Regions from separate parts of the Homo sapiens genome. Here region 1 is linked to region 2. Evidence: chromatin loops called from intact Hi-C (ENCODE). Cell type or tissue: CD4-positive, alpha-beta T cell. All regions are shown on one strand. Links, peaks and the distances in the headings refer to the core of each region. The heading gives the core; the rest is flanking DNA.

Region 1 (15,576 bases), core at 4,134-12,133, 88 kb before region 2:
TGTTCTAAGCATAAAGCTAAGGGCTTCCCGTGCCCTTCTCACTGAATTTTCACAAGCACTCCACAAGGTTGCCCCATTTCACAGATGAGAAAACTGAGACTTGGAGGGTTAAACTCTGTACTCAGGGTCACATAACTGGAAAGCAGAGTAATGAACTGGCCCTGTCTACCAAGGCCCGTGCTCTTGGCCACTTGGCTGTCCTGACTCCTGGGGGTCCTGGGGACTTGACAATTTCCACATCCCTCTTTCCGATTGCTTTCCTTGGATTCACACTAATGTCTGTGTCCCACTGAAAATGCAGCTAAGTCCTGCCTGCCAGATGTTATCAGGCCAGCATCCATAACCTCCTGCTGCTCCCCACCCCACAAGATGAAGGCAGGGGAGGTGAAGGCCATGTCTGTGTTTGGGGAGGACATACACAGGCAGACAAGCAGACGAGCTGTTGAAGATGAGAACCACACTTGTTCCACTTATAAGTGACTGCCATCGCCCTGGCTCCCAAGAGCCTGCCTCTGCCTACTCTTCACACCTTTCCAAGCACAGCTGACAATAGCTGCTGCATAGACAGAGGACACACAGCCTCCTGGTTTCCGCAGAACTCTCCAGACACTCCTTGGCTAGGTGTGAGGAGTGAATATTTTCTCACTCCTGTCCCGGCCTTCCCAGAACCCATAGAGAAACTGCAGAGGCTGGGAGCTGTCCAGCGTGGTGCATTTGAGTCATCCAAAATTATTCATTCTATTTTCCCCAGCGTCTCTTAACCTGTGCTGATGAGATGCAGAAATATGATAAAACAACCAAATCTATCACCTTTGTGATAATCTATTCATGATGAAGGCTCTCTGCTGTTTTCTAAGCAGAGCAATAGTCATAACAACACCCTGTACAACGTACTTTTCGAGGAAACCCAATGTGGGTAAAACGAATCTGTAGCAGTTGATTCTCTATGTGCAGATCTACGTATAAACCCTTATGGAGCTCTGAGCTGAAAAGCTACGGCAGCAAAAGGCAATAGCAAACCAATGAATGCTGGGCCCTACTCAAGGTGGATAAGAGCTAGGGTTATTGATGCATTTTGATGCTCGGGGATGGGGCTGCAAAGAGGAAAAAAAAAAGAGTTTCCCGTGAAAAACTCAATAAAGACATGGAGTTGAAAACTACACTTCTGCAACTTCCATTAGATAAACAGGATTTTAACCCACTTCAGCAGACTTTTGAGCAAAAGTCAAAATACAGATTGTTACAACCCCATCAAGGCTGAGCTTCTTGAGGCAAAAATAATGTCATGTATGACTTTTGTCCTACTCATGGTGCCAAGCATTTGGTAAATGCTCAAACTTTACACACACACACACACATACACACACTCTCTCTCTCTCTCTCTCGTCCTCCTCCTGGTCACTCACATTGAAATCTGCTCAGATATTACTGGCTACTGGAGAAACCTGAGCTATTGCAGAATTAGACTGCAGTGAAGTCCTCTTTAACCCCAGTGAAGCAGTTATGGGGGAAATGTTTTTCTAAACATGTTCTATGAAAAATATAACAAGGGGTCAGAACTCATAGAATGGTTAAGTTGCAAAAAGCCAAACCAAACCAAAACAAAACGCCCTCTCTGCTCGGTCCTTTTTGGAGCCCTTTCTCCACTCCCTTCTGATGTGGCGGTGAGGAAAACAATGAAAGGAAGAGCTCAGTGTTTTCTCAATGCTTGTTAAGACAAAAACTCATTAGAAGTGGTTTTCTTGGAGGAGTGCTAATGTGGCTTAGCCTCCTCACTGGCATGTGTACTCATTTCTTTCAAGTGAGTCATGAGAGGAGGGGGTTCATTTAGTTGGGGGATCTGTGTCCACTGTGGGGAAAATGGACCAGAAGACCATTCAGCTGTGGGCTAGGACTGGAAAAGGAGTAAGATACTCTCGCTGTGTTAGGAAGATGGCTTTCTAGAAGTGACCATGGAAAACTGGCATGAAGCCATCAGAATAGGAGAACTATTAAGTTTCTATGCTTGTGACTTACATATATTTCAAGTGTAATCAGGGTTTGTTCCCACTGAATTCACTTTCGACCTAGCTGACAGTGATACTCTCTTGACTGCCCCTTGGAGCTGTCATTTTGTGATGGTTCTCCTTGCTTCTAATCCAAGTGCTGTCATTGACCTAGCGTCCTTATCCCTGAAGTGTTTCACAGAGAGCAGAGAGGGACACCCACAGAGCCCCGAGAAAATCAAGAGCAAATAGAAGCTTCGTTAGACTCATGTAACTTGTATAATTCAAGTTTACCATTTTTACGCATTTAAAAAAGATCTGCTTGGAAGTGAGTTGCTAGTATAAAAGGCCCGGGATCATTTTGATTTATCTGGCATCCTTTGGAAAACTTTAAAAACTTTTTGGTCAGTGATCTAAATCAGGGGCTAGCAATCCACATCCCACTGGCCAAATCTGGCCTGCCATGAGCTAAGAATAGCTTATACCATTCTTATATTCGGTTTTTACCAAGTGGTTGAAAAAAATTAAAAGAATATTTCATGACAGGAGAAAGTTATATGAAATTAAAATTTCCTTGTCTGCATATAGTTTTATTGGAAACAGCCATGCTCATTGGTTTAAGTATTATCTACAGCTGCATTCTCAAAACAGCAGTGTTGAGCAGTTGCCCACAGAGACTGTACAGCCTGCAAAGCTGAAAATATTTACTATCAGGACCTTTTGCAAAAAGTTGGTTGATTCCTGATCTCAATCAAAAGACTTGAAGCTGGGTGTGGCGTTGCACACCTATAATCCCAGCTACTGGGGATGAGGCATGAGAATCGCTTGAACCCGAGGGGCGGAGGTTGTGGTGAGCCAAGATCACGCCACTGCACTCCAGTCTGGGCAACAGAGTGAGACCCTGTCTCAAGTAAATAAACAAATAACAGAGGACTTGAACTTCTAACTGGCCACCAGAATTTGTAAATTCAAATGTCTTCAGGAGCCAGACACAGGTCGGGGACAGGGTGGGAGCAGGTGCATTCAATCATGGATCATAATGGATTCCATGGTGAACTGAACAGGGTGCTTCCCCTACTTAGAGGCATTCAATTTCAACATTATAAATTATGGTGCCACCCAGTGGTGTGTACGCAGGCTGGATTCTGCTTAGGGACCTACAATTTGTAGCCCTTTGAAAAATCTCCCACCTTTTTAATACAGTGGAGAGTTTGGATCTAACATGCCATGATGTTGAATCTAACATCCCAGCATATAAGTTAATGACAGTCATATAATAAGGTATTATTTAGAAAATGATAGATGTTTTGCACTTAAGAAAGCATGGAATGGGGAAGTCACATGTAGACGAGAACAGAATTAAGGCTGAATGGGACCAGAGATGATCTACAGAGGAGGAGAGGACTGGCCTAGAGAGACGGTCACTCCACCTTCGTCTGGCAGCCTGGGGGAAACCAAGTCAGGCCCTCTCTTTGAGGCTCGGTGCTAAGGTCTAAAGGAGAATGGTCAGCCTTCACGCTGAACAAATCACACAGCAATGCAACTATCAATTAGAGAATCTTTAAACCTGTCTTTAGTATTAATGAGAGAGTTACCATCCTCCTGGGGATAGGGAAAAAAATACCCAACACACTTGTACCACTGCATTATTTCTGGCCTTCACAGGAAAACACACCCAGAGGCAGTGACACAATAAACTCCACTTTACTGGAGCAGAGCTGTTAACAGCACAAGTTTCTCTGAGTTCTCATTATTTATATACCACTCCCCGCCCCTTTCAGTAACAAGCTAAGCACCTCTTGCTGACTGACTCAGCTCAGAGTATAAAATAAATGTGATCAAAAAAGCTACTGAACACTGCGCACAATGTGTAAAAGACTTCCTTTGCAGAGACAGTCATCAGGCCTCCAGAATTCTCCTGGGCCTACGGAGGGTGCAAGAACAGTGGACTGGGGCCCCCTGGCTATGTGCTTGCCTACTTAGCACAAAAGGACACTTGCTGCTTTTGAGAGGGAGCCTCCTCGACTGCTGATTAGTTGATGATGCCAAATGAAGCCCATTTTTTTGTGGGCAGTCCTGAAACGAATGGAGGTGAGTTCTCCATAGAGAAGACAGAGACCGGGTACTTGCCAAGTGCCAAGCTTGCTCACTGGACATAGGCAACCCTCCCCAGACTCCCTGAGCTGTCCAGGCTGCCACTGAAGTCCTGCCTGGGGTCAGGGAGGCCTGCCATCTGAATGTCGTCTCTTTCCTACCTGGTTCTTCTCATCTTCCCTGCCCCACCCAAGTCCAGGGATGGGTCTAACTTTAATGGAGACAGGAAAGTCAAAAATACAAAATCAAAAGCTTCCATTGCATCTAGCAAAAGTAAACCAATCTGGTAAAAAACAAATCTAAGGGATTTAGGCCTCCTTTTCAGAACAGAGCTCAAACAGTGCCAATTAAGAATTAAAGTTTCTTGCAGATGTAGAAAATCAAGACTTCTTCTAGAAGAAAAATAATGCTCAGCCGCTCAAGATGGATCACTTGAACACAGAAGTTCAAGACCAGCCTGGGCAATGTGGTGAAACCCCATCTCTACCAAAAATACAACAAATTAGCCAGGCGTAGTGGTGCTTGCCTGTGGTCCCAGATACTTGGGAGGCTGAGGCGGGAAGATTGCTTGAGCCCAAAGGTTGAGGCTGCAGTGAGCTATGATTGTGCCACTGCACTGCAGCCTGGGTGAGAGTGAGACTGAGACCCTGTCTCAAAAAAAAAAAAAAAAAAAAGAGTGGTTTCTGATTGCAAAAACAGCACTAGGATTCCATAGATAAAAGAAGAATTTGGGCTGGCTGTGGTAGCTCACGCCTGTAATCCCAGCACTTTGGGAGGCTGAGATGGGAGGACTGCTTGAGCCCAGGAGATCAAAACCAATCTGGGCAACACAGTAACACCCCAACTCTACAAAAGAAATGTAATTTTAAAAAGGACAATTTGATATTATTAAATCATACTGATATTATTCCCCCATTTAACAGCTCATACACACACACACACACACACATTTAGTATCATTTAATATCATATACACACTCTTATCGTGTACAAAATAGTATATGATAAAATTGAACAACCATCCCTAATAAAAGCTTTCAGGAAAATAAAATAATTCCTCAGCAGTATAAAAGATCAGCTCTGAAACCTTTCCTCTGCAAGGTCAACAGTAAAATAAAGGTAGTATAACTACTAAAGTCTAGCCCAAAGCATAAATGGACACCCGCTCCCATTGCTATAATTTAACATTTTCCAGGAAATACTAATGAGTGCAATTAGATAAAATAAGAAGTAAATGGTGAGAAGAAGGGGGGGTTATAAAATAAGAATTATTTGCAGTTGACACAACTTTCTCTTTGAAAAAATTCAAGATAACTGAAAAATCTAATCTAAATTAAAGGTGCATTCACAGATGTAACTGTACAAAAGAGCACTGGCTTTCTTATATGCCAGCCATAACCAGTCAGAATAAGCCTAACAATAAAAGTTCAGGACCTTGGTGAAGAAATGCATAAAGCCTCAATATAAAAGAAAATGAACAAACAAAATGCTTGCCATGCCTTTGGATGGTAAGGCTCAATGGTGTGAATATGGCAATTCTGTACAAATTCATCTACGGAATTAACACACACCGTAAGAATTTCTTTTTCTAGAACTTGACAAAGTTATTTCTGAAGTTCATTTGGAAGAATAAACATGCCCAACTTGCCAAGAAAATTTTGCGGAAGAACAAATAATAAGTGAGCACTTGCAATACTAGTTATTAAAATGGATTATTAAAGCTGTAATAATTAAGATAGTGAGATAGCAGCACAGGAAAAGACAAATCAGTGGAACAGAGTAGGGTCTGAAAATAACCTTAAGAATCTATAGGGATTCTGTACATGGTAAATGGGGTATTTCAAATCAGTGAAACAGAAAATGTTTAATTCAGTAAGTGGCTTAGATGTCAGGTAAAAGAAAAAAATTAAATCTTAGTCCCTACCTCATACTTTTCACTCAAATGATTTCCAAATGGGCTATAAATGTAAATGTAAAAAATAAAGCCATAACGATAAAATATAGGTGAGCATTTTTAGAATCCTGGAATAGAGACTTTCTAAACATGAAACCAAAAGCAAAATCCTACTTGAAGGATAGTTTTGAATACGTAAAAATGTTAAACTTCTGCATGTTAAAAATATATATAAGTAGAAAAATTTAAGAATCAAAATAAATTAAAAGAAATTGAAGCATATGACAAAATGTTAAAATCTGTAACACAGAAAGGACTTGCAAATCAAAAAGGAACAGCCCAACTTAATAAAAGTGGGCAAGGATGCAAATAAATAATTTATAAAGTAAGAAATACTGGCCAGACGTGGTGGTTCATGCCTGTAATCTCAGCACTTTGGGAAGTCGAGGCAGGCAGATTGCTCGAGCCCAGGAGTTTGAGACCAGCCTGGGTAACATGGCGAAACCTCATCTCTACTAAAAATGCAAATATTATCCAGGCTGTGTGGTGCACACCTACAGTCCCAGCTACTCAGGTGGGAGGATCACTTGAACCAGTGAGACAGAGGTTGCAGTAAGCTGAGATTGTGTCACTGCACTCCAGTCTGGGTAACAGAGCCAGACGCTGCCTCAAAATAAATAAATAAATAAATACATAAATAAAATACTAATGACCAAGAAATAAATACGAAAATATTTAATATTTCATACAAAAATATATTCAATCTCACAAGTAATCAAAACATGCCAATTAAGACACCAGCAAGATATCTGTGAGGCTAGTGAAAACGTTAAAAAATCTGTTCATACCGACCACTGGTGGAGGCATGAGGAAACAGGCCCTCTACCACACTGGTGGGATTTATAATTAATCCAGGGCCATCTGGCAATATTCTCCTGCAGATTATTTTTGGCAATTAATTTGATAATAATTAGATAGAGACATGAAAAGGGATACCAGCATTGCTTATGAGAGCTAAAAGGTGGTAACTTAAATGCTCAAAAATAAAGGGCTGGTTTAATACATAAAGTATATCCTTACAGGGGACTAATATGTACCTGTGAAAAAGGTACCAGACTGTTATATAATGAAATGGAAAGATGTTAGCCATACACTGCTAACTGAGAAGAACAATGTATGATCAGCTGCATAAGTGTGTGAATATATATGGAGAGAAAAAAATCCTGTTGCCCACAAAATATGGGCTGGCTGAGGTGGTTCATGCCTGTAATCCTAACACTTTGGGAGGCTGAGGCAGGAGGACTATTTGAAGTCAGGAGTTCAAGACCAGCTTGGGCAACACAGTAAGACCCCATCTCTACTACAATTTAAAATTAAAAAAATATTAAGTAAAAAGAATATATACAAAATTTGAACAATTACTATCTACCAGTGAGGAGATAAAGAATAACTTCTACTTCCTTTTGTAATTTTTCCCTATGTTTTCTGATTTTTTAAACAGTGAGTATAAATTTCTTTTATGAGAAAAAGTCAGAAAAAGTTATTTTAATATTTTTTAAAAGTCTTACAGAAAACAGCGATACATCTGAGTTTAAACCATTCCACAAATGGCTTGATCAAGAATATATTCCAGGCCAGACATGGTGGTTTATGCCTGTAATCCCAGCACTTTGGAAGGCTGAGGAGGGAGGACTGCTTGAGGCCCAGAGTTCAAGACCAGCATGGGCAACATAGTGAAACCTCATCTCTTAAAAATTTTAAAAGGAATATATTCCATGGGCATGGAAGTGGAGGGCAGTAGGTGATTTACTTTCTATTGAGAAATTACTGGGACACTTCAGTAAGTGATCCATGACCAAAGAGAGAAGAGTCATTTTGTCTTCTTCTCAAACTAATTGTCAGAAAGTCAGAAACTTCCTGGCCCGGTGTGATGGCTCACACTTGTAAACACCTGTAATCCAGCACTTTGGGAGGCCAAGGGGGGTGGATCGCTTGAGGTGAGGAGGTTGAGACCATCCTGGCCAACATGGTGAAACCCTGTCTCTACTAAAAATACAAAAATTAGCCAGGCATGGTGGCACATGCCTGTAATCCCAGCTACTCGGGAGGCTGAGGCAGGAGAATCGCTTGAACCCTGGAGGTGGAGGTTGCAGTGAGCTGAGATTGCACCACTGCACTCCAGCCTGGGTGACAGAGTGAGACTCTGACTAAAAAAAAAAACAAAACGGAGAAAGTCAGAAACTTCCTGAATATACTACATCTGTCTTCTCACTCCTCTATTTCCACCTCTCCTACTTTTTCCATATGTGAAAGGGACATGGCCCTCTTATAAGAACAGACAGGAACCTTCCTTCAGAGGTGGAAATGCACAAACAGTAACAGTAGGGTTGCCCAACAAAGGAGTGTCCTTGTTAGAAAGCAGGTGAGAGGAGTCAGATCATGAAGAAGTGCAAAGATTTGAGTCTAAGAAAGCATTCATGGACCAGACTGGTGGGGAATGCATCCACATAGACCTGCCCTGACCCTAGGCCTCAAGCACCCCATTTGTCCATCACCATCTGGCTTCTCTCCTCACCAAAAAGCAATGTCAACATGCAGGTACGAAACATGAACAGTTGCTTTTTTCCCATTCTCCATTACCCTCATGTGCAGAACCACCAATACACATTACGGAAGAGGTGTGCAGGCCATTCCTGGGTACAGAGAAGTCCACATTTTTCTGCATACATCATTTCAATGAACACTGAACTCAAAAATCATTCATTCAAAAGTCTCCTGTTTATCAGAAATATTGCTTTGCATGTAGATGTTCTGAACGAATAAAAATGTTAAATAGGCTTTGAAAGAATAATCCTGCCTGAATGCCATCCCATCATATTACTACCATTTGCTTCTGACCTCTCACTGAATCCTGCTTGTGATTTGGCTTCCGTTTATATTGTATTTGTTGATACAACAGAGACAGTGTAGGGCTTAGGTGTGAGATTTTACTTCCGGATCTCTGTGTTTATCTGTAGAAAGCAACTTGTCCTATGCTTTAGGTTCTGAAATGAGAAGTGGGTGTGTGTCTCTGACATCTGTATGCAGCACTTCCTCATTTAAGCATGTCAGAGTCTAAGAAGCAAGCATATCCAAATATCGTGCACACATTCCCAACCTCAGCTATCTGTGAGACAGCACATGCAGTTCCAGCAGACCTCAAACAAAAGACAGCAGATAACAGAATTTTTTTTTTTTTTTTTGAGATGGAGTCTTGCTCTGTCACCCAGGTTGGAGTGCAGTGGCACGATCTCGGCTCACTGCAACCTCTGCCTCCCGGGTTCAAGCAATTCTCGTGTCTCAGTCTCCCAAGTAGCTGGGATTACAACAGGCACCTGCCACCATGCCCAGCTAATTTTTGTATTTTTAGTAGAGACAGGTTTTCACCATGTTGGCCAGGCTGGTCTTGAACTCCTGAGCTCAGGTGATCTTCCTGCCTTGGCCTCCCAAAGTGCTGAGATTATAAGGATGAGCCACTGTGCCCAGCTGACAACAGATTCTTGCCTCTTTAGGTTCTTGATTCAGCAAAAACTATACATTTTCTTTTTCTTTTTTTCTGTGAGGCAAGGTCTTGCTCTGTCACCCAGTGACGTGATCTTGGCTCACTGCAGCCTCAACCTCCCAGGCTCAAGTGATCCTCCCACCTCAGCTTCCCAAGTAGCTGGACCACAGGTGCATGCCACCACACCCAACTAATTTTGTTTATTTTTTGTATAGTCAGGGGTCTTACTATGTAGTCCAGGCTGGTCTCAAACTCCTGGGCTCAAGTGATCCTCCTGTCTCAGCCTCCCAAAGTGCTGGGATTACAGCCGTGAGACACTGCACCTGGCCAAGAGCTGTCTTGAAGTCTCAGTTATATGGCCCTGCCTGAAAACTAAAAATAGTGCAGAGGCAAAATGTGGACCCTAAACATAAATTTTTAACACAATGAAGATCTGCCTCTTGGTGTAGTGTGATAAAAGATCATAAAAGTCAGAGTAACAGAATTTAGAGGTGGATGAAATCTTAGGGATCCTCCAAAGGCCCAGAAAGATGATGCAACCTCCCCACAACCACATAGCTAGCCCTTCAAAGACCAGACCCTGGCCCAGACTAGGTAATTCCTGCCATCCCAGACTATGCTGCCTTTGTTCAGCTATTTGTGGGAAACATAGATAATAAATATCTACCTAGGCATTAAATATTGAACAAGATATAAATGCCTAATGGCAAAGCTATCCCAAGAACAGATTCTTTGAATCTTTGCAATTTTGGTGATTTTTATCACCATGGAATTCAAACCTGTCATGTTTTAGATGAAGCCAACTCAGAGGGCAGATGACGTGCCCAAGGACGCCCTGCACAATAGTGTGTGACCAGATTAAAACCAGGTTTCAAATTGCTCCTTCAGTTTTATGCACAAAATGAGATTAGATGTGAAAGAAGAGCCTGGACTCAAACTAAAAGCACAGAGACTGACCTTTCACAGTGCCTTTTTTTCCAATTCTCTGCCTTCCAGGCCCTTCCTTCCAAATGCATTGCCTCAGGGGGATCAGACATAGTTTAGGATAAATAAGTTGCCACTGAGCTTTAATTTTCAAAGTAGCATTTAGAAAACCTAAGTCCTTGAGCTTAAAAAAACTCTCAATTTGCCAGATCTTCCAACCAAGACATGAGGGGCAGAAAAAGAGAAAGAGCTGGTAGGACTGTATTAGAGACACAGAGGTCTCTAAGAAATATCCAGGTCTTTATTCTCCTTGTAGAGACAGCCTTCGAGACATGCCTAGAGGAAGTGCCTTATACAAATAAGGTCCTCTTGGAAGCCCCACACAGGCCATAACACCTGAGGAGTTGGGGAGCTACAGCTGAGAGGGGTCTCAGTGTGCGCACCCTTCTAAAGTGCAGGGTGGGGAAAAGGACTGTGTTCCTGAGCCCAAAACTGTGCTGTTGGAGAAATCCACAGGAGGACTGGGTCACAGTGCAAGGATCTAACACCCAGAGCCACTGATGTCAGCCTGTGAGGATGGGGACACAGGCAAGTGCATGACAGACGTCTCAGTGGACATCACCACAAGGTCAAAGGACAGCATGCAACATGGATGGCTCTCCCACGAGGCTGAAACAAGAGATGAGCCCCATGCCCACCAAACAGAAGATCACTCCCAGGGAAAGGAAAGGCAAGGGACCCCGAATTAGAGAGAGAACCCTGATTTTGCAAACATTTAGCCAAAAGAGAATACAATTTAATGCAGAAGTAACTGAGACCCTGAAATGCCAAGAAAAAGATTGTCCCCCAGCAGCAGAAATGGAGAGACTGATGCCTGATTAGTCAACACGTACTCTACCTGCTAGGCTGTGGCATTCATAAGGACTCATGGTGAAAAGTGATGCCACTCCAGCAAGTGTTTCCATCCAGGTTTTTCCCTCTGGGCTCAACCTCTGCACACTGTATGCACACCACAGTATGGCTGCAGTGGCCATAAATCCTACTCATACATGCCACATGGGCCACCAGCAGCTTTTCAAGCTTTTAACCCTTCTACTCTTGGGATGGAGTGAGCCACTAAGTCACATGGCTTGATGTTTGGCACCAAAGACCACAAAGAACTGCAGGTCAGAGCTGTCCACCCTTCACAAAACAGTCCCCACTCAACCCTCCCCCTGAGATCTCAGAAAAGGAATATAGTCCCCTCTTTGGGCATGTATTTCTAGAGGGTGTTTTGAAATTTAGGAGCAAGCAGGGCTTTGGGAAGAAATGCCTCGGGTTAGGCTGGGTGTTAGTGACTCATTCCTGTAATCCCAACAGTTTGGGAGACTGGAGCAGGAGGATCACTTGAGGCCAGGAGTTCGAGACCAGCCTGAGCAATATAGCGAGATCCCATCTCCAAAAAAAAAAAAAAAAAAAAATTTTTTAAATTAGCTGGGCATGGTGGTGCGTGCCTGTGGTCCCAGCTATTCAGGAGACCTAGGTGAGAGACTGCTTGAGCCAAGGAGCATGAGGATGCAATAAGCCGTGATTGCACCACTGCACTCCAGCCTGGGTGACAGAGTGAGACCCCATCTCAGGAAAACCAGCCTGGCCAACATAGTGAAGCCCTGTCTCTACTAAAAATACAAAAATTAGCTGGGTGCGGTGGCTCATGCCTGTAATCCAGCACTTTGGAAGGCCGAGGCCGGTGAATCACTTCAGGTCAGAAGTTCGAGACCATCCTGGCCAACATGGTGAAACCCTATCAACTACTAAAAATACACAAATTAGCTGGGTGTGGTGGCGGGCACCTGTAATCCCAGCTACTTAGGAGGCTGAGGCAGGAGAATCACATGAACCTGGGAGGCAGAGGGTGCAGTGAGCTGAGATCGCACCACTGCACTCTAGTCTGGGCAACAGAGCAAGACTCCTTCACAAAAAAAAAAAAAAAAAAAGAAAAGAAAAGAAAAGAAAAAAAATTAGGCTGGCTGCAGTGGCTCACGCCTGTAATCCCAGCACTTTGGGAGGCCAAGGTGGGTGGATCACATGAGGCCAGGAGTTTGAGACCAGCCTGGCCAACATGGTAAAACCCCGTCTCTACTAAAAGTACAAAAATGAGCTGGGTGTAGTGGCATGTCCCTGTAGTCCCAGCTACTCAGGAGGCTGAGGCAGGAGAATTGCTTGAATCTAGGAGGCGGAGGTTGCAGTGAGCGAGATCATGCCACTGCACTCCAGCCTGGGCAACAGAGCGAGACTGTCTCAAAAAAAATAAATAAATAAAAATAAAATAAAATAAAATCAATTAGAAAAGAAAAAGAAAAAGAAATGCCTCAGGTTAGAGAAAATAGCCTATGTTTTTCACACTGGGAACCCCCCGCTTCAGTGGGATAATGCTCACTGAACAAGCATTTTGGGGCTGGCCATGAGTATGGATTACAATACGAGAGAAAGCCAGCTGTTTGGTTGTCATTCTGCTTATTTTCCTTAAAATGGTAATGGTACAAAACTACTGTAGAATTACAGAGCACAGGGAGTTAAGTCACTTTTATGTGTTTTTGTTAAGTTGTTTTTAAGCTCTACTTTTTGCCTCTTATGATTTATTACAGTGTTTTTCTTGGGCATTGTGCACACTGAATACACTTCTGAATCCCAGTGGGAACTGCCATATAAACAGCTCGTCTTTGCATAGACTAGGCTTTTACCTATTAGCATATAGGGTAATAAATGTTCCTGTAAACATGATTTGTTTCTCTGGACATTAAAATGGACAGACTGGAATTAAAACCAAGTCAATGGCTTTGAAGTTCACCCTGCTGCTGTTATACTTGTTCCATGTGAGGCTTTTATTATTGGCTTCTAGAACATCCACTCAGGAGGGCCAGTGGGTGTTTGCCTAAGCGTATGTAATACCTGTCAAAATCATCTATCTTCTGCAAAGACCCTTCTGTACATTCACTTATGGCCTATCTTTCGGGTTGAACTCCAGAGATAGTTCGGAGCTCCTTCCCACCAAAAGGAAGAAAAATATATAGAAAAAAAAATATCGTACTGTTTGCCTCTCATTTTGTCAAACTCTGTTCTTTGGAAAATCCTGTTGGTAGTTATAAATGGGATGATAGCCGGGCATGGTGGCTCACACATGTAATCCCAACACTTTGAGAGGCCGAGGCGGGTGGATCACCTGAGGTCAGGAGTTCAAGACAAGCCTGACCAACCTGGTGAAAACCCATCTCTACTAAAAATACAAAAATTAGCCTGGCATGGTGGGGTGTGGCTGTAATCCCAGCTATTCGGGAGGCTGAGGCACCAGAATGGCTTAAACCAGGGAGGTGGAGGTTGCAGTGAGCCGAGATTGTGCTGCTGCACTCCAGCCTGGGCAGCAGGGCGAGACTTTGTCTCAAAAAAATACAAATAAAAATAAATAACTAACTAAATGGGATGACAGAGAGAATGGGTGTTGGTTTTGCCTGTCTGGCATTTGTTCCCTTCTGGATAATAAATAACACATTAAATTTCCTTTTGGCAACAACTCCTTCCCCATTCTGGATATATGTAGTTCCAGGGAGGGTGACCCCACACCTCCAGACCCAGAGATTGGATGTGACCCAGTCGTGCCACAGTGATTCATTTCAGGGATGGGGCACACAATCTGAACTAGTCATGGAGCTTAAAGCCTGGAACTTTTGCTGGAATCTTTGGGAATGGAAAACTGTCTTTCCTTGGGGTTTGCTTAAGTGGCAGGATATGAGTCTGGAACTGCGGGCAGCCATCTCACCACTATTTGGAGACAGCCCCCACCAACCCCATGAATGAGGCTGTAGCAAAAGGCAGCAAAACTGAGCCATGGAGAGGCAGAAACTGAGTGCCTGTATCCACAGACACCGAAATGAGAGCTACCCCTAGATGTGTTTGTAACCTGAACCAATAAAGTTTCATTTTTTTTATTAAGCCAGTCCCTGTTTGGATTCTGTTGTCCTGACTAATACAGCTTTGGGCCCACAACCAGGTTATTTTTCAATGGGAAGGAAGCAGCTTCTGGATAACTATGGAAAATACAGAGTAGGTATGGTCAGAGTCCAAGATTTCTGCTGACACTCCTAACCGAGGTTCATGAAAACCAACCATAAGCCAGAGTCAGAACAACAAGAGTAGACAGCTGAAGACTGGTGGCTCTGGGACCAAACCCAAGAGAACCACGTAAAACACAGGGTCTCTTCCCACTGGCGGAAACTCAAGGGGTCCAGATCAGCAAGCATTCATGCCCAACTCCACCCACCTAGAGACAGACTAGGAAAATTCCAGTGTAACCTTGAACTACGTTAACTAACTCCCAGTCTGATTCCTCCTATTAAATGAGAAGAACAGCACCTTTCTATCTCACAGGATTGCTGTGAGTTTAAATGTGACAATGCATGTAAACCATTTAGCTTGGAACCTGACATATAATAAATGTTAGAAATTGTCATTATTATCACTATTAGCCACAAAATCCAAAGTGCCTGGTACCAGCATTTTACACAGCTTTTTGCATGTAAGTCACTCAATAAATAATTTAAGTGAATGAGATGGCTGGGTGCAGTGGCTCATGCCTGTAATCCTAACACTCTGGGAGGCTGAGGCAGGCAAATGGTTTGAGCTCAGGAGTTTGAGACCAGCCTGGGCAACATAGTGAAACCCAGCCTCTACAAAAAATGGTGTGCATCTGTGGTCCCAGTTACTTGGGAGGCTGAGGTGGGAGGATTGCTTGAGTAGGGGGTAGGGGGAAGTAGGCGGGGAGAGTGCAGAGGTTGCAGTGAGCCAAGATCCTTCATGCCACTGCACTCCAGCCTCGGTGACAGAGTGAGACTCAGTCTCAAAATCATAATAATAATAATAATAAATAATTGAAGTGAATGAGGCAGTGCTGGACTAATCTGGAATTCTAAACAAAAATTCTAGGAATCAAGGGCTTCTGGAACACACACATAAATTCTTTATTTTTAATTATAATGGTGTGCTAAATGATTTAAACACCTCATCTGAATTAAGCTTCATAACAACTTCATAAATATATAATTACTGAGCTCCATTTTACAGATGAGAAACCTGAGGCTCAGAGAAGGTAAGTAGAGCCTGAG
Region 2 (15,576 bases), core at 5,065-13,064:
ATAATCAATGCTTCACTGCAGCCCACTTGCCCCCTTGCTACCTCTCAAGCCACCCCGAAAGCATTTCAGCTATGTGGATTTGACTGAAATGCTCACAAGGGAGAAAAGTGGAGGGCTTACACTGAACACCATATGGCCAAACTTTATACAAATCCCCGTTAAAAATCTTCCTTCATTCCCAAAGCCTTTTCTCCCACTGCCAGCTGCCTTATCTCCCCTATCCTTTCCAATCCTCCTCTCTCCACTCTCCTCCGGCTGCACTGGCTCCAGCCTCCTTCCACCCCTGGATTCTTCACCACTACCTCAATCCCATTTAGCAATTTAGTGCACTCACCCTTTCTCCTTCATTATCTGGCATGCTTGAAGCTTTAGGTTATGTTCATCAGATCTCTTTGAGATCAATCCCTCTTAAAAGACAAGGGTATTGTAAATAGGCAACACATATATTCTCCTCCTGCTAGAGACTGGAGCAACTTGAGGGCAAGAATCAAGCCTCATATACCTTTGCATCTCTAATGCAAAATATTTAAAATGTTTGTGAAATGAAGAAAGAAATAAAAGAATGTAGCCACCTATTAGAATCCATAAAGTTCTACTCTAATCATGGTTTTCTCCCGTTTGAACATTTTCTACGTCTTCTCAATTAATGCCTTGGCCTCAACTGCCATTTCTCCTTGACTCCAGCACTCTGCTCAGCAATGATGGACCTTCTTTCCCTTAAGCCCACACTGCATATTCTTTCCTTCAGGTGTTCCTTTGGGTTGTCCCTTCATGCCTGGAGTAATCTATGTCATTTATGAGGGTGATTGGTGGTGGGTTACCATCACCCTATTGAAATTGAAGGTGGATGTAACTCGTCTGGTCTTGCAGGTCCAGCCAAATCCTTCCCACTCTTCAAGACTCAACATAGGCCTTACCCCTCAGGATACTTCATTGAGGTCTCTAGCCCAGGCATGAATCTCTGTTGAGTCCTTGGGATATATATAAGCCTTGAAAGCACCCACTCTAAGGGCACTTAGTTATTTGGCTTGCTCTGTTGTGGAATGTGGGGGATGAGGCTTTGAAGCCATTCCTCTTCTCAGACTATGGTCATTATTAGGGCTATTCACCAAATTTTTCAAGGTTTCCTCCACTTCCAGACTTGTGGTAGGTTTGTATATAACTTGGCATTGTGTGTGGCCGATTTGCTTTGGCCAATGAAATATGAGCAGAATTGGCATGAGTCCCTTTGGAAAAGAAGCTTACAGGGGAAGAAGTGTTAAGAGCTGGTGAGCGATCGACCACACTTTCCTTCCCCTGGCATGGTGATTAGCAATGTTTGAGATATGTGGCAGATTGCCCATTAGACTGGGTCCTCGGGTGAGGACCCAGCTGATTCACAATGGGCATCTGGTGAAGGCAGTAAACATACCTTTTTTTCGTTAGGCCATTCAGATACAGAGGTTATTTGTTACTGCAGCACAACCTATCCTATTCAGACAGACTATAATTTCCTTGAGGGCAGGAGACATGCTTAACTCACCTTTCTATCCCCTATAGAACATAGTAGAAGATCTTGTGGATGTTCAATAACTATTGCTGATTATGTATACTGAGATAGGGTAAACTACATGAGACTGGAGAGTGGGACTTGGTCTCAGAACTTCAACTTGAGATCTCAGTCTCTAAAAAATCAAGATAAATATACAAGATGATTCTACCTGTATTCTAATAAGAGTCTCTGGAGCACAATTCTGAAAAACATTTTCTTTTGAAAAAACTTTTTTAAAAATGAAAGAAGATTCTTGCATACAGGGAGGCAGAATAGTGTAATCAAAGGAATCTGGGCTTTCAACCTTGGATAGACTTGGGTTTAAGTGCCAGCTCTGCCATGTCCATGGCTGCATGATCTCGGACAAGTTATTTAAGCTCTTTGAGTCTTGGTTTCTTATCTATAACAGGGATGATATCAACACCTACTCTACAGGATTACTGTGGGGTTGAAATGAGAGAATGTATGTAAAGTACTTGATACATTATGTGTGATCAACAAATGTCATTCTGTTAGGTCTTTGCTCCCACCAGGTGTGTGTGGGTTGGTGCAAACTCTTGCTTAATTCTCTGAGAACTCCCCTTCATTTACTCCTTCTGAGATCTTGGTTACATGCCCAGTCCCTGGATTTATTTAGCTTGGTCCAGGTCAGATCCTTAAGGTTTTGCATTTACTGCCCCAGGCACACTCTGGCCTGAGAAATTCCATCTACGACTGGCTGGAGTTGGCACTAGCCCTTGGCAAATAACTTCAATTGGGAGAGAAGTGTTTTTGAGACAGGCTCTTTGCTGCCAAAATTTTAAATAGGGCCTTCTGTGAGGGAGGTCTGGTCAGGGAAGTGAAGGGAGGTGATCTCCCCAGGGAAGAAAAAACTTAAGGCCAGGCATGGTGGCTCAGGCCTGTAATCCCAGCACTTTGGGAGGCCAAGGTAGAAAGAGCCCAGGAACTCCTCAAGACCAGGAGTTTGCTTGAGCTCAGGAGTTCGAGGCTAGCCTGGGTAACGTGGCAAAACCCCCGTCTCTACAAAAAACTAAAAAATTAGCTGAGCATAGTGGCGTGCACCTGTGGTTCTAGCTACTTGGGAGGCTGAGGTGGGAGGATTGCTTGAGCCCAGGAGGTTGAGGCTGCAGCAAGTCATGATCACTCCACTGCCCTCCAGCCTGGGTGACAGAGTGAGACCCTGTCTGGAAAAAAAAAAAAAAAAAGAATTTAAGATATCCCAGTGACCAGTTCCAAGAAAGCCCCACCTGGGCCTGAGCACTGGCTCTAATGACAGGCGATTGATTACTCTTTGAACTCTGGGATCTGTCAGTGATGGTGGCAGGGGAGTCTGCGAAATTATCCTCAGTGACTGACTCCTTGGGCCACAGGCTGGGGCATGGTGTGGTGGTCCAAGGGCTTGTGTTCTACTGGACTCTTGGACCTGTGAACTTGTGTTTAGGGGTGGAAGTATTGTCCCTGACTAAGTCCTTGAGGCCAGCTCCCTCCTCCTCTCCCATGTAGCTACAGCTGTGGTGTGGCATGGCCAACCTCCCCAAAGGTGCTTGTGTAACTTGTTTTTCAAAGTCTTGGCAGGAGCTCTGGTCCTGAAGTGAGAAAGGGAAAGGGTGTTTACATTCTGGAAGAACAGTTCTGAGAAGTGTCTCACATCAGGGCTGTCCCTGAACAATCCTTGTTCCCCAGTATCTCTGGAAGCTTCTTTTCCTATGGGATGGCTGGTCACAATCATAGAGATGATCTTGGACCTAGAGGAAACAAGCTTGAACATGACAGAAGGTAGGCAGTGAGGAAGCGCTGGTCTGCCACCCAGGGTTTGCTGCCCTGTGTAAACTGCCCTCCCTGGAAAGGTGAGGAAGCTCTCCAGGACAAGACTGTTGTTGCCCCAGTGCCTCCTGCCGTGCCTGGAATAGAGCACAGGGCTACAAACAGGTGCTCCATAGACATTCACTAAGTAAATAAATTGTGAAAATACGTGGGCAAGAAAACATTTCAGAGGTCACATTGGTGCAAATTCTTAATTGACACCAGGTTAACAGCTTTCTCTGAATAGTACTTACATTAATAATAACAATGGTTACTATTTATTAAATACCTAGTGTCTGCCAAGCAAAGGGAGATATTATTTCCTTAAATCCCACAATAGTTCTACTAATAGGTAGACTCTCCCCAGTTAATAGCTGACAGCGCAGAGACTCATGGGCACAAATCTGAGAAACTTGCCTGAGGTTCACCCAACAAATTAGGATTCAAAGCCACTGCCTAGGAGGCCCTGATTATCCTCTTTCTGTTTCTCTGTGAGGCCCCTCTGTGCCCTGCTCACCTCCTGCTGGTCTCTGCTCCTGCCACAGCAGCGGGGAAACAGGAACCTTTAAAGAAGGCTGAGGTGCAGTTCCATCCCTCCTGGGGCGGGCAGTTGTGCATTCTTGCCATTTTTTTCCTCTTGCAAATAGGCTTGAAGTCAACGTAGAAAGGGCAATGCAAAAGCAGCCCCGTTCCAGATGTCTGCTTTGTCATACTTTAAAACACCCACCCATATTCAGGCCTGTCCATCCTTCATTCTGGCAGCCCTCCCCTCCCGCCTTGCCACCTGTCTCCATACACAGCTTTCCCTTTTCCTGTCCTTCCTCTTCTGATGGGTGTGAGGGCCAGATTTCACTTCACTAGAACAACCTTGCTACTAGTATTATTCTAGGGACAGGCCCTGGCACAAAATAAACACTCGATAAGTATGTGTTGAATTGCACTTTAAATTCTAGACAAAGGAGGAAAAAGCTTTGGATCCAGAAGAAAATAGAAAAGCTGGGAGTGGGGGTTAGGGTAACAATGAACTTGATCCTCTATCCCCTCTTTCCTCCCTCACTGCCTCCCTCCCTAAGCCCGGGCAGCAATGTACTTAGTATTACTGCTGTCATCTGATTACAGTAACATCCAAACAGATTGAAAAGCCCCAATCAATGCCAGAGCTGAAGTGCACACGCAGGGGGTTGTTCCCTTGGAAATGTTGCAGCTGTAATTACTCTCCAAAGAGAAAAATCTAAACAACTTTCTTGACCCTCTGGGGAGAGGAAGTAACAATTGAACTACAAGGGGCAGAAAGTCATTTCTGACGTACCGTGTGCGTGTGTGTGTGTGTATGTGTGGGTCCCCACCTTCGCAGTGTACTGTCCAGAGATCGTCTTTGACAGCCCTGCATTCAAACGCCGGGCTGTGGGTCGGCGGCGTGGTGCCTGCTGCTGCCGCCGCGGCAGCTGAGATCATGCTGTTGATCTTGTTTTACACAGAGCAGCCCAGCCTGTTGTGCCAGTACAGAATGTTCTCTTCTGTGAACTGAGTTTGAACTTTTCCAACCCACTTTGTTTGAGGAACCACACAGACAAAGAGGGAAAAGACAGGGAAGATAACCCCCAAATCGTTGAAATCGTGGTGATCTCTCGGATTTTGGCCTAGACCATTTGCTTTTTCGCTACTCAAAATTGACCATCCCAAGCATTACACTTCCTGAAAGAGCAAAGCGCCTGTGATGTCCGTTTTCTAAGACAGGACTTGGCATCAACTTTGGAAATTAACGAGTCTGTCACTGTCTCTCTTCAATTTCTTTTTTTCTTCTTAGGTGTTCAGGGAGTAACGGTAATAAAAGTTATTTTCCTTTAAAGGAAAGGTAAGGCCCCTTGTGCTGGTGACTTCTCTCTCAGTTGTTCAAGCTATTACAATATTCCAAATAGTGTTCCCAGTTTGCTGTTATAACTGGAAATAATTGATTGTAAGGATTTTGGGTCACTGGCCTCCATATAAATGACCAATGAGAAAAGCTGTTAATGCTTGGTAAAGTAAGGTGGTTGGAAATACCTTTTCAAAAACCATCCTCATATAGCAAGACCCCATCTCAAGCAACAACAAACAAACAAAACCCACAACTTTCAAGTTAGATGAGGTCCACAGGAAAAAACAACCAAAAAAACCAAAGCCATCTTCACCTAGTCATAGGGTTGAGTCTCCAGTTGTTTAGGGGGTTGCTTGGACGATCTGAGTGGGAGACCTTTATAGCATAGACAGAATGGTGCAATGCAGTGATTTTCCAATGTACTATTATTAGTTTTTAATGATAGTGGATTCCTTTCTTTGGAGTAAAATTCACCAAACACTCACTGGTGAAGCAGGAAGAGCACAACTTTGAAGTGTGAGCTGTGGATCTGAAGTGTGAGGTGTGGGTTTGAGTCTCCTTCTACTTAGGGGTGCTCCTGTGATACAGGGAAAGTCACATCTTCCGAGCTTGATTGGTGAAAGGAGCATAAGGCTTGTCTTGTATACTTGCAGAGTCATCCGTAAGTGTCCAGTGTTATGCTGTTGCACCAATGAGAGATTTTTCTCCTAAATTCTCAGTTCTACCACCTGCTTCATAGTTTGGGGCTGCTGTCTTATGGTTTTTGCTGACTGCTGGTAATAAGGAAATCTCTAGAAAGGAGTCCTTACTCTGAGATGGGGCTAGTTCCCAGAGATTCCCTGTGACTTTTTTCTTTTTCTTTTTTTTTTTTTGGGATGGAGTCTCACTCTGTCGCCCAGGCTGGAGTGCAGTGGCACGATCTTGGCTCACTGCAAGCTTCGCCTCCCAGGTTCGCACCATTCTCCTGCCTCAGCCTCCCGAGTAGCTGGGACTACAGGCGCCCACCACCATGCCTGGCTAATTTTTTGTATTTTTAGTAGAGGGTTTCACTGTGTTAGCCAGGATGGTCTCGATCTCCTGACCTCGTGATCCACCTGCCTCAGCCTCCCCCTGTGACTTTTGTTGTTGAAAAGTCACGTGTCAACATGCCATCAGAATATTAAATAGTTCATTCATTCTATAAATGCCCCCCTGAATGCTTGCTATGTTTAAGTTGGTGACTGGAATCTAGGGGTTGAGAGATGAGTAAGATATGTTGACTGCCTTCAAAGACTTTATTGTCCAGTGGGAGAGGCAGAAATACATACTCACACACATGATCCATAACATAGTATTTAAAATGCAAATGACATCTGGGCATGGTGGCTCACATCTGTAATCCCAGCACTTTAGGAGGCTGAGATGGGAGAATCACTTGAGCCTAGGAGTTCCAGACCAGCCTGGGGCAACATAGTGAGACCCCCATCTCTACAAAAAATAAAAAATATAATATTTATAATACAAAGGAGGTTGATACATGCTCAGTAGAGATACACATAATAAACTCTGATGGTAGAGGAACAGGATGAGGATTCTGATACGAAGTTGAGGCAAGAGTAAGCTAACAGTAAAGAAAGGAATTATAGTCTTTGTCGTTAATAGAATTGCATGGTATATTTGGGTAATGATAAGTAGTTCTTGTGGCTGAATGGTTGGTAGAGTTATGTGGGAAGAAGCAAAAAAAAAAAAATAGATTGAGCCTAGATCAGGGATACCCACGTCCCCCTGTTGTGCCCCTTGCTAACCTTTCTTCCTGAATTTGAATGAAGCCTCAGAATTCTTCTCAACATAGTTCTCAATGAATCAGTTGGGATTGGCACTTGGGATGGAATCATTTGTCATTCCTGACTTGGGAGTTAAATCCCATGCTTACATATTTTATTTATTTTGGTTATTCTTGGGAGTTATTGCATGTTATTAAGACCAGAATGATATGAGAGAATGACACGATTCAGTCTGTTTTGGTGAGGTAGCTGATGGCCATGGGAAGGATCCATGGGAAAGGTGAGAGGCTGGAAACAGGGAGACCACTAAGAAGATATACAAATCATCTGAAATAGTACGAGTGGGAGGGAAAAGTAGACTGGACAGATGAGGCACTGGGACAGATAAATGACTCAACTCAGCAATGACAGAGGGAGAAAGAAAACTTGACCATAACTGAATTTTCTCACCTGGGTGACTGGATATGGTTTGGATATCCAAACCGTATCTGCCCAAATCTCATGTCGAAATGTAATCCCCAGTGTTGGAGGTGGGTCCTGGTGGGAGGCAATTGGATCATGGGGTCGGATTTCTCAGGAATGGTTTAGTACGATCCTCTTGGTACGGTCTTCACAATAATGAGTGAGTCCTCACGAGATCTGGTCATTTAAAAGTGTGTGGCACCTCTTCCCTCTCTCTGGCACCCGCTCTGGCCGTGTGATGTGCCTGCTTCCCTTTTGCCTTCCACCATGATTGTTTAAGCTTCCTGAGGCTTTCCCAGAAGCCGAGCAGATGCCAGCATCATGTTTCCTGTACAGCCTGAAGAACTGTGAGCCAGTTAAACCTTTTATCTTTATAAATTGCCCAGTCTCAGGTATTTCTTTATAGCAGTGCAAGAACAGCCTAATACAGTGACTGCTAGGAGAGAGGAGCCAAGAGAAGGAATACAGGACCAGGGTCTTTTACTTCTCTTTTTATAAAGGGAAAATAATGAGTTGGGTTTCAGACAGGTTGAATTTGAGGGGTCTATGGGACATCCATGGGGAGAATTCTAGCCATCATTTGGAAATACATATCTGGAGTTAAAAGCCAAAGAGGTAGTTCAGGATTCAGTCACACAGAGGAACCAATGGAAGCCTTGGGAGTAAATGCTATCACCTAGGATGAGAGCCACACAGGGCATTTATAGGCCTGAAAAAGGACAGCCAGGTTAGACCTTGAGAGGTGCCTAATGAACACCAGAGGAAGAGAATCTGAAAACAATTCCTAACAATGTGGAGTGTCGTTAGTTAAATCCAGACCTCTACTTCTGTGTCTGATTCTTCTTTAACATAGAGCAATGACTCACCTCAATGTGGCCTGTTGGTGTTTGAGAATGAACAACACAGGTAGCTTTCTCCTGTACATCATTTATGGGAGTGTTTCTCAAGATCTCCTGATAGTTGACCATGACTCACAGTGAGAAATATACTTTATTTTGGGACCAACAACATACATGTCTATATAATTATTTAAAGCAAAGGGCTTCATGAAACAATATCTACCTGTATCTTCTGAAATTAATGCAGATATGTTCTGTTTTATTTTATTAAAAAAATGCTAGTCGGGTCCCACTAAGTTGGTATCACAACCACTAATGTGTTTCAAACCCGTAGTTTGAAAGACACTGGGTTGAGGGACTGTGGTTTCTGGAAGTCCACTCTCCCTCTAGTGGTCGATATCTTTCAGGACAGACTCAGCTCAGCCTGAGGATCAGTGGAGAGGACTTAACCCCATCTCCAAAGGCCTCCCTTATGTGTTGGGATTTTTAGCTTTGGGAGGAAGTTTAGGTGAGTCCTACCAACAGGTTTACTTGTGATGTTCCCAGATGCAAATAATAATAATAGACTTTTATTGAGTCAGGCCCATTATATACATTATTAACACAATTAGTTTTAATACTAAGCCTCTGAGGGAAGTTCAATTATACTTTCTTTTTGCGGATGAGAAATAGCAAGGCTAAGAGAAAGAACTTGCCCACGATCACACAGCCAGTAAACGGTGATGCTGACATTCAAACTCAATCAGTTGGTTTGCAGAATCCAGTGCTTAATGCTATTCAGAAAACGTTCTGAAGAGTTGGACAGTGAGCTGTATCTTCCTTGGTTCACCCATGCTTCTGTGCCATGCCTTGCTAAGAGACTTCTGTGTCATTTAGCAAGGCGTAGTCTTTGCACCGTATGCTTTAGACCCTCTCTATGTGTAGCTTCCTCAAGTTTGAAGTTTCTTGGATAATCAAATATCTGACATGCTATCATGTCAGGAGCCAGGACAGGCAGGAGAGAGAAAGAGTAATGGGCAGGCAGGGGCTGCTGAAAGGGCCTCTGAAGCTGGGCTGGAAAAGGCAGTCTGAAGGGATGGAGTTTAGACCCTCATTATCTCCACCTGGCAGCAGCTTCCCCACTGACACCCTGCCTCCGTGCTCACCCCTAAGAGTCCAGCCCCCTCCGTGTCTCCGCCAGGCTTATCTGTGCAAAGCAGCACTGTCATCATCACTCTCCTACTTCATGCTTCCTGCTGACACTGCAGCCTCATCTTGTCCCAAACTGAACTCTTCTCTCTTCCTTCAGTGCCAGCTTTTCCTTTCTGCCCCCTCCCAGCATCTACAGGATACAGTTCTGGGTCCTCAGATGGCCACCCCAGACTCATGGTGGGCCCTCCTACCTTCCTCCACTCCTCTCCCATTATTTGCCCACGTGAAGCCCAGCCTGGCAAGTTTTCTCTCTGTCCCTGGATTCATGGTACTTGTCTGATCTCAGTGCTATGCCCACATTGTGACTTTTCATGGAACGCATTCCCCTCCCCTTTTCTCCCCATCCTTCAAGACCCAGTTCAGGCCTTACCTCTTCCCTATGGCATCCCCTCATTCCTTCCTTTATTTTTGCATCTTTGCTTTTATAGTTTACATTGATCATATCACCAAATACTGTGGAATATTTAAATAGTTCATGTTTTATGCTCTCAACTAGATTCATTCATTGATTCATTTTAAAACTATTTATTCAATTGCCTATTAAGTTTTGGGCACAGGAAATTTAAGGAGAGTGAGGGTAAGAATAGGTGTCATAACTCCAGGATCCACAAAGTGGGCCAGCACCGTCAAGGCAGTGGAGAGCTGTTGTTTTTAACCCTTTATTTCCATTCTCCTGGGAAAACACCCTGATTTTCTTTTGGTTACTCTATTCTAAGTCTTAGTCCTTGTGGTATGAGCAGCGCTGACCTTTCCTCCTTGAATGAGAAGTGGGCATGAGGCCGAGGCCTGGCCCATGAGAGAACTGCATTCCCTGGTCACAGATGTTGGTTCACAGATGAGTCTGTGACTGTGGCTAGGCCAGTGAGAACTAGCCCTGGGCTCTTGCTAGAACTGCCTGGGCTGTTAAGCTGGTAGGATGTGATCCTGGAGCTCTGGCAATTATTATTCTTATTTTATTTTTTTGACACAGGGTCTCATCTGTTGTCCAGGCTGGAGTGCAGTGGTGCGGATCTCAGACCACTATAACCTCTGCCTCCCAGGCTCAAGTGATTCTCATGCCTCAGCCTCCTGAGTAGCTGAGATTACAGGTACATATCACCACACCCGGCTGATTTTTAAATTTTTAATAGAGATGGGAGTTTCATGTTGGCCAGGCTGATCTCAAACTCCTGACCTCAAGTGATTCACCTGTCTCGGCTTCCCAAAGTGCTGGGATTACAGGTGTGAGCCACTGTACCCAGTCTCTGGCAATTATTATTACCACCACTGGGAGAGGGCCTGCCTGAAGATGAAGCCAACATGGAAGAAATCCTGAGAGTAAGGGAATGGAAAGCAATTGATTCTGGATAACAGCTTTTGAGCACTTCAATCCAGCTAATACTATACCTTGAAGCCAATACATTCTCTTATGGGTTACATTGATTTCTGTTGAGCTTCTGTAAGTCACAGCTAAAAGAGTTCTAATTATTGCAGTGTGTGCTTCATGCTCTATAATTATCTGCATCTGACTTGAACCTGTTCCCCTGACCCCAACTAGCCTAGACTGATTCCCATCCCAATTGAGGTTGGGTTGAGGGGCAAGATTAAAATAAATCTGGCCAGGCATAGTGGCTCACACCTGTAATCCCAGCACTTTGGGAGGCCGAGGTGGGCAGATCACCTAAGGTCAGGATTTTGAAATCAGCCTGGCCAACATGGTGAAACCCCGTCTCTACTAAAAATACAAAATTAGCTGGGTGTGGTGGTGGGTGCCTGTAATCCCAGCTACTTGGGAGGCTGAGGCAGGAGAATCGCTTGAACCTGGGAGGTGGAGGTTGCAGTGAGCCGAGACCACACCATTGCACTCCAGCCTGGGCGACAAGAGCAAAACTCCATCGCAAAAATAAATAAATAAATAAAAAATAAAAAATAAAATGAGCCTGGGGATGGAGGGACGATGAAGAGAGGTTGGTTAATGGGTACAAACATACAGTCAGATAAAAGAAGTAAGTTCCAGTGTTTGATAACACAGTAGGGTGACTATAGTTAACAATAATTTATTGTGTATTACAAAATAGCTAGAAGATAAATGTTCCTAACACAAAGAATGATAAATACTTGAGGTGATGGATATCCTAAATACCTTGATTTGATCATTACATATTGTATGTATGTAACAAAATATCACATGTACCTCATCACTATGTACAATTATGTGTCAAAAAAATAGTTTTAAAGAAAAGATGAAAGTAAGTCAATGGCTTTAGCATGGCTCTGGTCACAGACAAGTGCTGTTTTTTTTCTCCGCATTGAATCCTTCCCACAGAGCCTGGGGCCTGGTGCTGATATCCTCTTAGCATTCGGGGTATACCTGGCACTCCTGTGCTGGCTCATGTCAGCCTTTTATATAAATAGCCTGTATTGCATCTCTGAAAAGAAGGACAGGGCGCAGTGGCTCATGCCTGTAATCCCAGTATTTTGGGAGGCTGAGGTGGGTGGATTGCTTGAGCCCAGGAGTTCCAGACCAGCCTGGGCAATATGACAAAACCCCGTCTCTACTAAAAACACAAAATTAGCCTGGCATGGTGGCGTGCACCTGTAATCTCAGCTACTCTGGAGGCTGAGGCACGAGAATCACTTGAACCTGGGAGGACGAGGTTGCAGTGAGCTGGGTGCGGGCCACTGCACTCCAGCCTGAGTGACAGAACCAGAGCAAGACTCGATCTGACAAAAAAAAAAGAGGATAGGATCCTCATATTGAGCAAGATTTATAGTAATGTGCTTATAAGCCTGTAGTGGGCTTATAAACAGTAAGTGGCTGTGGTTAGGTTACAACAGAGAAAGGAAAACTTACTGTAGTCTTCATTTTAATAATGCCTGTGCATGAGTAGTGGCTTCTGAGTGTGTGTTTTATTTATTCTCTGATAAATTCTTACAAATCAATTGGCATATATTTAATAAGTACCAGCTATAAATTAGAGACCAAACCTTTTTAGTCATTGCACAGCCCTAAGCAGTAGCTGCTTAATTCATATTTTTGGTAATTAATTATGCTTCGCAGCCCTCAAATTATTTAGAGATATGATCGAGCAGAGGGAGTACAAATTTTTGGTTTCCAGTAAAGTACTCATCTTCACCCCTGGTTCAAGGAATGACCCAATATTCCTAAGCTAGTGGTAGGAATATTTTCTTTCCCTCCAGCATTTAGTCTCAGATTCTTGGAATGTTGTCAGTCTCAGAAGTCAGAGGTTGGGGAACATTTGAAAATGCTGTTAACAGAACAGATTATGCCTTGAACTAAATCACTTGTATGCCTCACCTTAAACGTTCCTAGGCTGCCCGGGGTGACTTCTTGTGCCTGCATTTAGTCTCTGGCTCAGGCTACACGTGGACACACCCTTGGATTAGCCCCAAATTGGAGCTTCTCCAGTTGAAGGTGTCCCTCTTAAGTGCTTCTGCCTGGTGAATATTTGGAATATTTCAGGTGCCCTCTCTGGCCCCTTTTACTTAAATCTTTCTGTAATAAAATCATAATAAAATAACTTCAGTGACCTTCTGCTAAGGAGCCCTAGAAACAGCTCTGGTTAGAGGCACTTCCAGAAGTAAGACCAGCCACAGTTCTTTATGGGGGATGAGTTGGGAAGGGCCATCTTATCAGAGAATATGATTTAATTACAGCTGCTTAGGAGCGAGACTTCCCATTCTGGCTAGTTCCTATTAATAAAGCTTAGAATCCTGAGACAGAACAACACCTTCCTTCCCCCAGATATCTCAGGAATCATTAGACTTTAAAGATCCAGCAACAATTTTATTTTTCCTCTAGTTGGGAGTAGGGAAGTGTGGCACTCACCTTCCTTTCTCCACTGGGGTTCAGCAGACACTGATTTTATGGCAGACTCAAAGGCAGTGTTCTCAGCCTTGGGGCACACTAGAATAACCTGGGGGCTTGAAAAACTATTGAGGTCAGGTGCTCACCTCTCAAGATTTTGAATTACGTGGTCCGGGCTATAACCTGGCATCGGGATTTAAAAATCTTCCCAGGTATTTATAACGTGCTATAGTTGTTTGATCTGATCAGGTCCAGGAAAAGAAAAAAGCTAAATCCAGACTTTGCTTAAACAGATCATCATTGCCTAAAATTGTTTTTCTATATGCCAGAGAATATGGAATAATAAGAAATATGACTTTGTAATAAAGACAGCTGGAAAATTCTTTTGATTGTTTTTTATTGTAATTGGGGAGAGTAAAAATCTTGACTTTGGCTTGGCCTGGTGGCAACTGTAATTCCAGTGCTTTGGGAGATGGAGGTAGGAGGATTGCTTGAGGCCAGGAATTTGAGACCAGCCTGGGCAACATAGTGAGATCCTGCCTCTACAAAAAAGTTTTAAACATACCTCTGTCCTGTCAAGATATCTTCCCCAAAGTGAAGCAAGTTTGAAATGAGTGAACATCAGCAAGTACCACCATTCTCAAATTTCCCTGCCTCCCATACTGTCTACTTGGTTTTCCTGTTTTGTGTGAGGAGTTACTAGAGTTGTAGCATATTACAGTAGATAGGGAGTGTTGATATCCTTGATTGTGTTCTCTTCAATTTGCAGGCAAGGAACCGAGGCCCAAAGAGTTAGAGGATATGCCCAGGGTCACATGGTCAAGTAGTGGTTGTAATGACATTCTTGATTTTACCCAACACCTAGTCCCTATTTCTTTCTTTCTTTCTTTCTTTTTTCTTTTCCTTTTTTTTTTTTTTTTGAGATGGAGTTTCACTCTGTCACCCAGGCTGGAGTGCAATGGCGTGATCTCGGCTCACTGCAACCTCTGCCTCCCGAGTTCAAGCGATTCTCCTGCCTCAGCCTCCTGAGTAGCTGGGATTACAGGCGCATGCCACCACGCCCTGTTAATTTTTGTATTTTTAGTAGAGATGGGGTTTTTCCATGTTGGTCAGGCTAGTCTCAACTCCTGATCTCATGTGATCCACCCACCTCCACCTCGGACTGCCAAAATGCTGGGATTACAGGCATGAGCCACTGTGCCCGGCTCTCTAGTCCCTATTTCTTTCTTCTCAGCGGAATCTCAGTTTGGGGTTCTATTCCTCTTATTGTGACTCAGAAGAAGCTGACACCATTTGCAGCTCCAGTATAGATCTTGGTTAGTCTAAGCCAATGAATGAATGTCATTCTCCTGCCATCTGCTGTTGATCTAATGGTGAGTACATGACCCAAGATGGATCAGTCAGACTGAAGGGGACGACTTATTTCCCATGCTTGAAGGAGAAGATTCTTGTTCTGTCTCTTGCATAAACCTCCATTGCCACTGGGAGCCATCTTTTCACTGTCAGGGGTCCATCTGATGCAGGTGTCCAAGCACAATTAGAGCACCGCTCAATGTCTACTAAGTGAGGTGTAATTCTTAGTACATTACACAGTTGCCTCACAATGTCTAGCAGGCTAGGCTACTCCATTGGGCATCTGGGCAAAGCGGCGTTCCTTAACTTTTCCAGGCTGCTGAGGAGAGATGGTGATTAGCCATATCATGGCACTGAGGGAATTTCTGTGCGTTAGTCTTTGGCAATTAAACCTTATGCTGTTCCCCAGTGCTGTGAGTGGCATTGCCTGTATCTGCATAAGACTAGCAAGACAGAAGAAGAAGAAACTACCTGACTCAGCCAAGTGACAGACAATGCAATTTTAGTTGCCTGGTGACACTTTTAGTTGCAATGATGTACTTTTTGTTTCAACTTGAGCTGCTTAAATAATAAAATATTGGCTCAAGTAAATAAAAAGTACTGGAGTGTGTGCCTAAAACCAGAGGTTCAAATGATTTCACGTGTACCCTGTCTCTTGGCTTCCCTATCATCCACATTGCCTTTCTCGCATTCCACATGGGGGCAAGACGGCAGCCAATGACTCCAGACACACCTTCTTCCATGCCTAAGACCAATGGAAGAGAGTCGGGCCTCCCTCCTGTCTCAAGTACTGCAAGTGTCTCCTCACCCCTCATGGGCTCTGGTTGGATTGCATGCCCATTCCTGAACTAGCCATTATGGCAATGCTTTGAATTTCCAGGCCTCAATTGCCTGTCTCTCCCCAGGCTGAAGAACATAAACGGAGATCGGCAGCATGTCCCCAGAGGAAAATCACTGTTCTGTTACCG

The links. Peaks named below come from ENCODE experiments on the same cell type or tissue, not always from the same donor. Only the 100,000 strongest peaks of a DNase experiment are listed, where the experiment ranks them.
Region 1: it touches region 2 in a loop (3-fold over the local background); 3 of 110 quality-filtered maps call a loop at or near these places.

The regions. Positions count from the first base shown.
Region 1 is chr9:70,389,292-70,404,867 of GRCh38, forward strand. All of the region lies in intron 1 of KLF9 (KLF transcription factor 9), which reads right to left. LOC124900273 (a long non-coding RNA gene) reads right to left here. Exons shown (of 2, transcript XR_007061576.1): 2 at 3,766-15,576. Among named protein-coding and RNA genes, the nearest start is that of KLF9-DT, 17 kb to the right of the region's middle. RefSeq lists an enhancer at 8,871-9,173 and a silencer at 9,124-9,173. In CD4-positive, alpha-beta T cell, for the core only: no CTCF peak of the experiment used is centred there; a DNase peak (open chromatin) is centred at 9,050; H3K4me3 peaks cover 480 bases; H3K27ac peaks cover 4,208 bases.
Region 2 is chr9:70,476,074-70,491,649 of GRCh38, forward strand. All of the region lies in intron 3 of KLF9-DT (KLF9 divergent transcript), which reads left to right. Among named protein-coding and RNA genes, the nearest start is that of KLF9, 69 kb to the left of the region's middle. RefSeq lists an enhancer at 9,300-9,606. In CD4-positive, alpha-beta T cell, for the core only: CTCF peaks have their summits at 8,613 (motif pointing left) and 8,814; a DNase peak (open chromatin) is centred at 8,638.